3 separate regions of the Homo sapiens genome follow, and regions 2 and 3 are each linked to region 1. The links are chromatin contacts, found by Hi-C or POLR2A ChIA-PET in ENCODE. All regions are on one chromosome and are shown on one strand. Each heading gives the region's core, a stretch centred on a gene start or an enhancer-like site at or near the end of the contact. The rest is flanking DNA. Distances are from core to core; before and after follow the strand shown.

Region 1 (3,546 bases), core at 241-2,740:
CTAAAAAGACAAATACAAAAAATTAGCTGGATGTGGTGGCGGGCACCTGTAGTCCCAGCTACACGGGAGGCTGAGGCAGGAGAATCGCTTGAAGCTGGGAGGCGGAGGTTGCAGTGAGCTGAGATCGCTCCACTGCACTCCAGCCTGGGCGACAGAGAGAGACTCCGTCTCAAAAAAAAAAAAAAAATGCTAAAAATTAGCTGGGCGTGGTGGCGGGCACCTGTAATTTTAGCTACTCGGGAGGCTGAGGCAGGAGAATCACTTGAAGCCCGGAGGCGGAGGTTGCAGTGAGCCGAGATCGCTCCACTGCACTCCAGCCTGGGCGACAGAGAGAGACTCTGTCTCAAAAAAAAAAAAAAAAAAATGCAAAAAATTAGCTGGGCGTGGTGGCAGGCACCTGTAATTTTAGCTACTCGGGAGGCTGAGGCAGGAGAATCACTTGAACCCAGGAGGTGGAGGTTGCAGTGAGCTGAGATCGTGCCACTGCACTCCCGCCTGGGCAACAGAGTGAGACTCCGTCTCAAAAAAAAACAATATAATGATAAATAATGACAACAGGCCGGGCAAGGTGGCTCTCGCCTATAGTCTCTGGAGGCTGAGGCGAGAGGATGGGTTGAGCCCAGGAGCTGGGAGACTGCAGTGAGCTGTGACTGCAATTACAACACTGCACTCCAATCCAGGCGACAGAACAAGACCTGGACTCAAAATATAAATAATAACAATAACCAGCCATGGCACCCATTCGCTAAAAGCTGGAATGCACCAGGCACCGTGCAGCTGATTTCAAATCCTCCCAGCAACACCCTCAGGAGGTGGCAGCAAAGCACCTCCAGCTGGGTGCTACCACTGGCCAGCCCCCAGCGGAGGGATTCCGTGTGTACCCTAGAGCTACCTCCTTTAAGGCCCTGTGTTGTGAGCACTGTTTACAGGGGGCATGGATAAGTTATGTGGCTTTGCAGGAGATGTGGGCTCCTAGATGGCCCCGGTCCAGCCTGTGGGAGCTCACAGATCCCAGTCCAGCCTCTGAGTCCCCAGTGCCTCCCTTCTCCCCAATAAAGGGCCTGTATACAAGTGCTCACTGACCGCCTCCCAGGGGCACAGGATCCCAGAATATCCAACCCATCTTCTTTGGGGTACATGTGGGGAAACTGAGGCAAAGAAGGGCAGGGCCTCCACCTTGGGCCCCAAAGACAGGAGTGGGCAGAGCAGCAAGGGGTGCCCTCGGGCCACACGCCATCACCACCACCCCGTGTCCGGCCCCCAACACTCCAGTCCAGCCAGGCCCAGCCCCCTCACCGGACTCCAGCGCCAAGCCCTCGGGCCCCGGGGCCTCGGTGGCCAGTCAGTTCATCCATGCGGCCCAAGCCGGGGCAGCAGGGCCTCCAAGCCCTGCTGAGCCCCGGGCTTCCGCCTTGCTGTGGCAGGCGGGTGGGTAGAAGGCTCCGGAAGCCAGCAGCCAGGGTTTGCGCAAGAGCTTACATCAGCCGCCAGCTCTTCCTGCCGCAGGCTGCACGGAAGCCTAATGGCCCAGGCCGGCCCCTGCCCGGGCTTGTGAAACCCGCCCAGCAGCACCCAGGCCCGGATGCCAGCCAACGGCTCCTGCCCACCACAGGGCTCAATGGCACCCAAAGCCCCTCCTCCCAGGCTGGGCGGGGCAGCCGGGAACCCCCAGCATCCCCAGCAAGGCAGTGCCGTTCTCAGTGCCTCAGTCTGCCACTCTGTAAAATGGACACACAATCCCCACTCAGCTATGGCGATGAGGCCAGCGTGCCACCCCCCTCACCTCACTCTCCAGAACAAACAAACTTCTCCCTGGTCACGTCAGGAGCCTGCCCCTTTCCCGCCTGGCCCGTCAGGCACGAACTCCCAGGCCTCCTAGAATGCTCCTCCTTCACTCCCACCTCGGGTCTCCCTGGGCCCCAGAGAAGCCTCCAACAGCCACACGACCCAAGCAGGCCCCAAGTGACCTGTGACCACCCACAACCCCTCGGAAACAGATCTGCCAGCCTCCTTGTGGATTTCATGCCTCTGTCTTCCCCGAGAGACAGTTCCCTCCTTGAGGGCGGGGACTATCTTCCTTACTTCCTGCCATATCACAGTGGCTGGAACCTGCCACCTGTGACCTGCCACCCAGGACATACTTCTATTTGGGATTACCCAATTGCACGAGTGTTGTTTCTTTTTTTAGAGACAGGGTCTCACTCTGTTCAATTCACCCAGGCTGCAGTGCAGTGGCTCGATCATAGCTCGCTGCAGCCTCCAACTCCTGAGCTCAATCAATCCTCCAGCCTCAGCCTCTTGGGTAGCTGGGACCACAGGCACACATCATCAGGCCCAGCAAAAAAAAATTTTTTTTTTTTTGAGATGGGAGTTTCGCTCTTGTTGCCCAGGGTGGAGTGCAATGGCGCGATCTCGGCTCACCGCACCTTCCGCCACCCGGGTTCAAGTGTTTCTCCTGCCTCAGCCTCCCAAGTAGCTGGGATTACAGGTATACCCCACGACGCCTGGCTAATTTTGTATTTTTAGTAAAGATGAGGTTTCTCAATGTTGGTCAGGCTGGTCTCGAACTCCCAACCTCAGGTGATCCACCCGCCTCATCCTCCCAAAGTGCTGGGATTACAGGCGTGAGCCACCGTGCCTGGCCACCCAGCTAATTTTTTTCTTTTTCTTTTTTGCAGAGATGAGGTCTTGCGATGTTGCCCAGGCTGGTCTCAAACTGCAGGCCTCAAGCAATCCTCCTGCCTTGGCCTCCCAAAGTGCTGGGATTACAGGCATGAGCCACCGTGCCCGGCCTCTTTTCTTTTTTTTAAAGACAGGGTCTCTCTCTGTTCACCCAGGCTGTAGTGCAGTGGCTCAATCATAGCTCACTACAGCCTCCAACTCCTGAGCTCAATCAATCCTCCAGCCTCAGCCTCCTGGGTAGCAGGGACCACAGGCACACACCATCACACCCCACTAATTTTTTTCTTTCTCTTTTTTGTAGAGATGGGGTCTTACTATGTTGCCCAGGCTGGTCTCAAACTCCTGGCCTCGTGCGATCCTCCTGCCTTGGCCTCCCAAAGTGCTGGGATTACAGGCATGAGCCACCCTGTCCAGCCATAAATGTGATTTCCAATGTTCCCAGGGCCAACGCAAAGAGATACACATTAGGGTGAGGAGAGGATCAAGGCATCCCGCAACTCACAAAAGAGGCTCTAAAATAAACCCCGAAGAAGCACAGCCCATGCCAGGCCATCCTGCCTGGTCTCCTTCCATCTCTAGACTATACTCCAAGCCCCCACAGTGCCCCCCTGCCCCACCCACTGCTCACACCCACACCCAAGGACCGAGCAGTTGCCATCCCCCCGTTTCACCAAGAAGGATGCAAGCCTCAGGGTGCCAGGGGGCACTGAGTTAGGCCCAGAGCTCACTGGCCTCTCGAAAGACTTGACTGGAATCCCTCATACCAACCTGCGGTATGGGGGTCTCCCTGCCTCTCGCCCTAGGCTGAGCTCAAGACCTGGCTCCCCAAATCAAGTAACTGGCTGCCGCCTACTCACCCCAGTT
Region 2 (3,914 bases), core at 1,415-3,914, 180 kb before region 1:
CTGGTCATGTGACCACATAAGCTCATTGGTTTGATCAACTTTCAAGTTTGAGGTTACTGATCAGTTCAAACCAAAGGCCTTTAATCTCTTGACAATACTGGTATCACCTAAGGTGGGGATTTGGGGTTGCAGAACTTTCCTAACACAGCAAACAAGATTGTATCCAAGCTATTATTTGTTCCTAATGCTCTGTTAAATGAATGCTGAATTATGTCTGACATCCAAGAAGGAACTCTCAGGTGGAAGTTTGCATCTCGTCCTCCGTGTGTCATTTGCAGGCCTGTGTGCGCTGTCAATCAACAACGACAACTGCTACTTGGCGTACCCAGGGAGCGCGACCATCGGAGAGGTGCAGGTCTTCGATACCATTAATTTGGTGAGATGCCTTTCCTGCTCGAATAGCTCTCTAAAGTGTGGCTTTTTCCTGAAGAGGAGCACTGTGGTGTCCCTGGCATCCTGACTTGGCTCAGCAATACAACCGCTGCACTTTTTTGTTTGTTTGTTTGTTTTTGAGACAGGGTCTGGCTCTGTCGCCCATGCTGGAGTGCAGTGGTGCAGTCCTAGCTCACTGCAGCCTCAACCTCCTGGGCTCAATTGATCCTCCTGCCTCAGCCTCCCGAGGAGTTACAGTCATGCAACACCACACCCAGCTAATTTTTTATTTTTGTAGAGATGGAGTCTTGCTGGGTTGCCCAGGCTGGCCTCAAACTCCTGGCCTTAAGCCATCCTCCCGCCTCGGCCCCCTAAAGTGCTGGGACTACAGGCGGGTGCCCCGCGCCCAGCCCCACTGCTCTCTTCTCAGTAGCAGAGTAGGTCTGGCTCATTCTGCTTCTGGATCTGCTGCGGCGTTCAGAGCAGTGCTGAGCTCCTCGCCACGGGAATGTTTGAAGGAACATAGAAAACCTTAGGGATAAATTGCTTTGCTTTTTCTAAAGTTGGAGCAGCATTTCCTTGGATGCCCAGCCCCAGTAAATCAAGTGGGTTTGGCATTTGTTTGGACCGTAATGGTGTTTTAGGAACAGCTAATTGGCACTTGCGGACCAAGTGTCAGCCCTGGGGCGTGGGCGGTCACTGTGCGGTGGCCACTCTTTATTGGTGTCCCTTTTTCAGAGAGCTGCAAACATGATTCCGGCTCACGACAGTCCTTTAGCGGCACTGGCCTTTGACGCAAGTGGAACTAAACTTGCCACGGCTTCGGAGAAGGTGAGTCTGCTTTTCCCCGGGGGAGCACTGGTGCCAAGGCGTCCACAGACTTTTTCAGTTCTGTTCACACAGCCACCTTAGAGGCAAGGTCCTATACTTACCAGCTCCGGGAGAAGCAAAGACAGCCACCCACTTGTCAGGCCACAGGCGTGTACTGCCCGAGAGTGAGCGGAGCTTGCAGTGTGCCACTGGGACGGGAGAGCTGGTCCACATTTGTAGTAGAAAATACAGAAATGTCCAGAGGAGACAGAAGTGCCGTGTGTAACCACACCGCTCACCCAGTGTGTTTCTAAATGATGAAACTACCACATAACAGTAAAGAACCCAGACAGTGATGAAATGTGAAAAAGCAAAGACAGAATTCTATCCAGCCAGTCTGAACACATTTCAGTGTATTTCATTTTCTCTTTAGTCAACAAAATTGGGATCCTACTATGGGTATAATTTATCCTTTTTCACTCTGCATGACATTTGTCTAAGTTCAAAAACACTTGTAATGGCCGCGCAGTATTTAGTTGTGATTCATGTCAACATCACCCTTTTGGGACTTTGTTTCTAATATGTTGCTGCCGTAGGTAGTAGTGTATTTAAGTCATGTATCAATGTTTTATATGTATTTCTAACTATGAATTCAAGAGATTCCAGTAAGAAGAATGTCTGGCTTTAAAGGAGATGGCCTCTAAATGTCCCCGTGTACCTGTGACCGCGTGGCGAGGCTCCCTGGCCCCCAGGAGACTGAAGGCTCCTTGTTCTCTTCCTCATTTGGACTGTGCCTCTCTTTTCGTTTCAGTTCCTCTTTTCTTGAAAGTTGCGTCTTCCATTCTTCTGTCTTGAGGTCGCGTCTGTTCTCCCGCCTCCGTTTTCTCCGCTCTTCATTGGCCACCGATGACCTTTACTTTGATTTGGATATGATTTTGCTTCTCATTGAAATCCTAAAATAGCCTCCCCTTTCAAGCCATCTCTCCCCTCAAACTATTGACCAGAGAAGATACAATAAAACGTCGGCTCACTTCCTTAGCTTTCCTGCCTGGGCCTTTGTTCTTCAGTCTCACACCCGAGTTCTGTAATAATGATGTCACCGCTTATGGGTCACTTCTGGGTCGTGAATTATCCTGGATCTTTTATCTTCATTACCTCATTTGTTTCCCCTCAGCAAGGTAAACAGTTCTCTGTTTCATAGCAAGGGCTCAGAAAGGTTAAGCGGTGTGCCCGGGGCCGCCCAACTGGGCAGCAACAGAGGGGTCAGACTCCAAGTCTGACTTTGATTCTAATTATGCTAGACTATCCCAATAGCACCTTGTCCTTTTCTTTTCCCTTTGAAATGGCCCTGAAATTCTGTTACCCTTTGACTAATCAAAGTCTCACTGTTAATGTTTCTTTAGTAGCTCTTATAAAGGCCCAAAAGTACTTGATGGAATTTTAAGGCCCATAAAAATAGATTTTTTTTTTTCTGGACTATAAAGAGGAACCTTGATTGCTTGTACATGGAATGCTCTCATCTGTGGAGTGAGAGCAGCAAGGCCTTCCCAGCCCCGCTCTGTCCCAGGTGCTGAGGCCCCCTGAGGCCTGTGACTTAATCCTGCTTTCAAGAATCTTGCGGTCATGTGGCAACAAAACAACTCTTAATTAATTAGTATTGCACGGTAGACGTGCGCCACAAAATTATGTCTCATCTGAAAGTTTAGGCTGCAGAGGACAAAACCTTTGCCGTGGTTATTTTTGTATATGGATGCAGAAAATAGTTCATTCTCTAATTCTCAATGTTACAAGCTCAGTTTGTGTCCCTCCATCCAGAGAGAACCAAGTGTTCTCAAGTACCAGTTTTTTTTTTTTTTGAGACAGGGTCATGCTTGCTCTGTCACCCAGGCTGGAGTGCAGTGGCACAATCTCTGCTCTATGCAACCTCCATCTCCCAGGCTTAAGTGATCTTCCTACTTCAGCCTCCCAAGTAGCTGGGACTACAGGCACCTGCCACCACGCCCGGCTAATTGTTGTACTTTTTGTAGAGATGGGGTTTCACCCTGTTGGCCAGGCTGGTTTCAAACTCCTGAGCTCAAGCGATCTACAAACCTCAGCCTCCCAAAGTGCTAGAATTACAGGAGTGAGCCACTGTGCCTGGCCTATATTCTGATTTCTAATAGCTGTATACTATCCCATTGTATGAGTTTACCATAATTTATGTAAACAGTTCCTTGGTGTTCTACACTTAGGTCATCTGCTGCTTTTTGCTTTTTTTTTTTTTTTGAAACGGAGTCTTGTTCTGTCCCCCAGGCTGGAGTGCAGTGTGGTATGATCTCAGCTCACCACAACCTCTGCCTCCCAGGTTCAAGCAGTTCTCCTGCCGCAGCCTCCTGAGTAGCTGAGATTACAAGCGCGCGCCACCACACCCAGCTAATTTTTGTATTTTGAGTAGATGGGGTTTAACCACGTTGGCCAGGCTGGTCGTGAACTCCTGACCTCGTGATCCACCCGCCTTGGCCTCCCAAAGTGCTGGGATTACAGGAGTGAGCCACCACGCCCAGCCACTTTTTACTATTTACAAACACAGAGATAGTGCAGTGGCATGATCATGGCTCACTGCAGCTTCCACTCCTGGGACAACAGGAACGAATCATCAGGCTTAGCTGATTTTTTTGTTTTTTGTAGAGGTGGGGTCTTGTTATGTTGCCCAGGCTGGTCTTGAACTCCTGGACTCTAGTGTTTCTCCTGTC
Region 3 (3,799 bases), core at 169-2,668, 230 kb after region 1:
GTGGGGCTGAGGTGGGAGGATCACTAGAGCCCAAGGAGGTTGAGGCTGCAGTGAGCTATGATTGTGCCATTGTACTGGCACAACAGGGGAAGATCCTGTCTCAGAAAAAAAAAAGTGAAGATAACTGAATTGTAAACTTAAAAATGGCAAATTTTATCTTATGCTTCACCACAATTAAAAAGAGGGAGGGGCCAGAAGCGGCGTCTTGCGCCTGTAATCCCAGCACTTTGGGAGGCCGAGGCGGGCGGATCACGACGTCAGGAGTTTGAGACAGGCCTGGCCAATATGGTGAAACCTCATCTCTACTAAAAATACAAAAATTAGCTAGGTGCAGTGGCAGGCGTCTGTAATCTCAACTACTCGGGAGGCTGAGGCAGGAGAATCACTTGAATCTGGGAGGCAGAGGCTGCAGTTAGCCGAGATGGTGCCACTGCACTCCAGCCTGGGCAACAGAGCAAGACTCTGTCTCAAAAAAAAAAAAAAAAAAAAAAAGAGGGAGGGAGGGTTTAGGATTGATTTTGAGGTTAAACATGAGGCCTAGTCCCTCATAAGATACTTCTTGGACTTGGGATAAGTGACAGATGGGGTATTGAGTCCATTCTGGAGTCAAGTCCCTCAGGAAACATTCCAGGCATATGAGCATCACCATCCTGTGAAGAGGACACTTGGAAAAAGGCCACGCTACAAATCTAGGACACACCTAGGCTGCTGGGAGAGGGGAAAAATAGAAGGAAAGAGGATGAGGAGGAGCCAGGGGCTGAGCTGGATCACAGCACAACTGTCCTGCTGTCTCGGGGCTGAGTCACAAACAGGAAACCCTGGTGGTAGAGCTGCCTGGATGGCAGGGTGAACTCATTTTAAAGCAGTGCTGGCTTCTTCAAGAGAGGCTGCTGGCGTCACGGGAAGAACTACAACTCTGGGGCTCCAGACCTGGCTTGAGTGCATATGCAGCTCTACCCCCACTACCTAACCTGGAACCCACTCCTTTCCAAAACAGGTTAGGGTGAGAAGCCAATCATCTCGTACCTTTTTTTTTCCCTCTAGACAGGGTCTTGCTCAGCCCAGGGTGGAGTAAAATGGCGTGATTATAGCTCACTGCAGCCTTGAACTCCTGGGCTCAAGTGATCTTCTCACCTTAGGCTCCCCGAGTAGGTGGGACTACAGGTGTGTATCACCATGCCCAGCTAATTTTTAATTTTTCTTATAGAGATGGTGGTGGAGGGGGAGTTCTCACTGTGTTGTCCAGGCAGGTCTCAAACTCCTGGCCTCAAGCCATCCTCCCACCTCCGCCTCCCAAAGTGCAGGGATTACAGGTGTGAGCCACTGCACCTGGTCTGATCACTCTTATAAAGCGCCAAGCACAGTGACAACAACAGTAGTTAACATGCACTGAGAGATTACTATGCACCAGCCCCTGTCTACACACCTCACATGGACCTCAGTTTCACCACAGCTCCCTGAGTCAGGCACTATGAACTGATTGCCACGCTGCAGATGAGGAAACCCTGGCACAGCGAGGTTGTGACCCAGGCAATCTCGTCTCAAAGCCTGAGCTGTTAACCACATAACCCCTCAGGTTTCTGAATCGGAACTTCTGGCAAACCTGACTGGGGGCCTGAGAACACTGCTGTCGGGCTGGGAGCGTGTGTCAGAGGCAACTGTTCTAAGGTGTGCTTTATTCTATAAAGAGTGCAGAAACACAAGAGGGTTCCTTCTGAGAAGAGCAGAATTCTGAAACCTCCTTTCTCCCCTTACAAGACGTAACAGGACAAAACAAAACAAAACACTTCTACTCAAGGAAACAAACAGCCAAAACGCAGAGCAAGGGGCTGTGTTTTGGAAATTTTTAGGGAACAATCCTCCTTTTCTCAGGCTCAGCTTACCCAGAAGTGCATGTGCCATCCCCTGAAACAGCCCACTTGTCGGCCTCTGGTCCCTGGCACTTGTCCTTTGGGATGAAAGCCAGTAGATTCCTCTTGCCCAGAGTGGGAGTGGGGAGCTTGGGAAAGCTCATAACCCTCATCTCTTGAGCCAGAAATCTAAGCTGCACATGGGGGCCCAGCACTGAGGTGAGAGGCTGTAGTGCCTCCCTGGGTCACTGGTCTCCAGTGGCCTCTGACCAGGTGCTGTTCTCAGCTCACTGGTTTTGGTCCATCTCAAAGGCAGAAGCGAATGCTTCAAGATTTCCTTGCCTGACATGTTTTCTCCTGACACTACCAAGTTACTTGAATCCCATGGGGGTCCCATGACATTTTCTCTTTCTGGCCTCTTCTCGTCACAAAAAACTCAGGGATTTGGTTCTCATCAACATAAAAAAAAAAATGCCATTATTTCTTTTCCTTATACATATTGATTAAAACAATCTTGGGAAACATTGAACAAAACAACACAGCTAAAATCAGCCGTAATTCCTCACCAGAGATCAATCCTGGGAACATTCTGATATCTTTTCCATTGGCTGCTTTTATATCCACACTTCACTGTCAAGCCCACTCAGATTCCATTGTAGAAGGTCACGCTCTGCCCCCACGAGGTCCTGCTGCCTTGTACGGATTGCTTAGCTCACACCCCCTTCTCCACGCCACGGGAGGCTGGCAAGGATTTCATAAGAGGACCCTGAGGCTCAGAAGATGCAGAGAGTGGCTGGACCACCAAGGTGGGCAGTGTGCTGAGGCCAGGGCAGGAGGTCTGGACTTGTAGGTTCCAAGGATGGCCGGCAGTTCTCAACTCTGCATGGCTCAGGCTGGGTTGCTGGGCTCACCCTGGACAGCGGTCTATAGAGGTTCACCTGAACCTATTTGAGATCTGAGTTCCTGTTCATGCCATTTGCCCTGGCCAGTGGGGGCAGGAGGGGCTGCTGGCTGCATCTTTACTCGCTGCCACAGATCCATGACAGACCATGGTGCATCCCCTCGAGGGCTGCAGTCTCTGTGCCTCATCCTTGGTTTCTGGCACAGGCCTTAAGAAGGACCCAGCTGGCCTGAATGAGTTCTGTCTCTGCTCTCCTTCTGGCCCCTCCTAATCCCAGTGAAAACTTTCAAATGAATTCTCAGCACAGCTCCTTTCTGATGAGCAAGGCCAGGCTGAGGTGAGAGGGAGTGGATGCTGATCAGCGACCAAGGTGTCCCTGGATCAGCAAGGGCTCAAAAGAACAAGCGTAATGATGTGTCAGGCCAGGGTAGAAGTTAGCCCTCCAATCACCTGATGTCAGGGGTTCGAGACCAGCCTGGCCAACATGGCGAAACCCCATCTCTACTAAAAATACAAAAATTAGCCAGGCGTGGTGGTGGGTGCCTGTAATTCCAGCTACTTGGGAGGCTGAGGCAGCAGAATCGCTTGAACCCGGGAGGCACAGGTTGCAGTGAGCCAAGATCACGCGACTGCATTCCAGCCTGGGCGACAAGAGCAAAACTCCATCTCCAAAAAACAAAACGAAGCCCTCCAGTGCCCCATCGCTACTCCAGAAGGTGTACCTATGGATCACAGTGGGATCCAATGAGTACCATGACGAAGCACACGAATGGCACCACAGTGGGCAGTGCACCCCAAATGCAGTGTCAAGGACAAAGGGTCAAAGCAGAGAGTGAAACGGGAGTCTCACCCACCCAGCGGAACTGGAAGAGCACTTTCTGTTTTTTTTGAGACAGAGTCGTGCTCTATCGCCCAGGCTGGAGTGCAGTGGTGCGATCTCTGCTCACTGCAACCTCCGCCTCCCGGGTTCAAGTGATTCTCCTGCCTCAGCCTCCCAAGCAGCTGGGAGTACAGGCGTCCGCCCCATGCCCAGCTAATTTTTGTAGTT

The links. A loop is a pair of places that touch in the nucleus more often than their neighbours do. ChIA-PET counts read pairs that join two places held with the same protein, here RNA polymerase II (POLR2A). Pooled maps may share reads with other maps.
Region 2: a pooled map shows a loop between it and region 1 (8-fold over the local background). The contact joins two enhancer-like sites. A Hi-C loop is called at or near these places in 5 of 37 single-sample maps with no recorded cell type and 4 of 50 pooled maps. POLR2A ChIA-PET finds 5 or more read pairs at or near these places in 3 of 52 experiments (activated B cell, activated CD8-positive, alpha-beta memory T cell and naive thymus-derived CD4-positive, alpha-beta T cell).
Region 3: a pooled map shows a loop between it and region 1 (5-fold over the local background). The contact joins two enhancer-like sites. A Hi-C loop is called at or near these places in 5 of 50 pooled maps. POLR2A ChIA-PET finds 5 or more read pairs at or near these places in 3 of 52 experiments (AG04450, WTC11 and naive thymus-derived CD4-positive, alpha-beta T cell).

What each region holds. Positions count from the first base shown.
Region 1 is chr7:5,395,826-5,399,371 of GRCh38, forward strand. The region is part of intron 2 of TNRC18 (trinucleotide repeat containing 18); the gene reads right to left. Among named protein-coding and RNA genes, the nearest start is that of TNRC18-AS1, 22 kb to the right of the region's middle. RefSeq lists an enhancer at 1,807-2,176. Within about 2 kb of position 1,491, at least 37 of the 41 ENCODE cell types and tissues checked have a DNase peak (open chromatin) inside an H3K27ac peak, as active enhancers do.
Region 2 is chr7:5,216,812-5,220,725 of GRCh38, forward strand. It overlaps WIPI2 (WD repeat domain, phosphoinositide interacting 2), which reads left to right. Exons shown (of 13, transcript NM_015610.4): 6 at 279-376; 7 at 1,111-1,203. Among named protein-coding and RNA genes, the nearest start is that of WIPI2, 29 kb to the left of the region's middle. RefSeq lists enhancers at 1,490-2,689, 1,548-1,627, 1,638-2,347. Within about 2 kb of position 2,665, at least 9 of the 41 ENCODE cell types and tissues checked have a DNase peak (open chromatin) inside an H3K27ac peak, as active enhancers do.
Region 3 is chr7:5,629,358-5,633,156 of GRCh38, forward strand. The region is part of intron 15 of RNF216 (ring finger protein 216); the gene reads right to left. Among named protein-coding and RNA genes, the nearest start is that of FSCN1, 38 kb to the left of the region's middle. RefSeq lists an enhancer at 2,930-3,799. Within about 2 kb of position 1,419, at least 6 of the 41 ENCODE cell types and tissues checked have a DNase peak (open chromatin) inside an H3K27ac peak, as active enhancers do.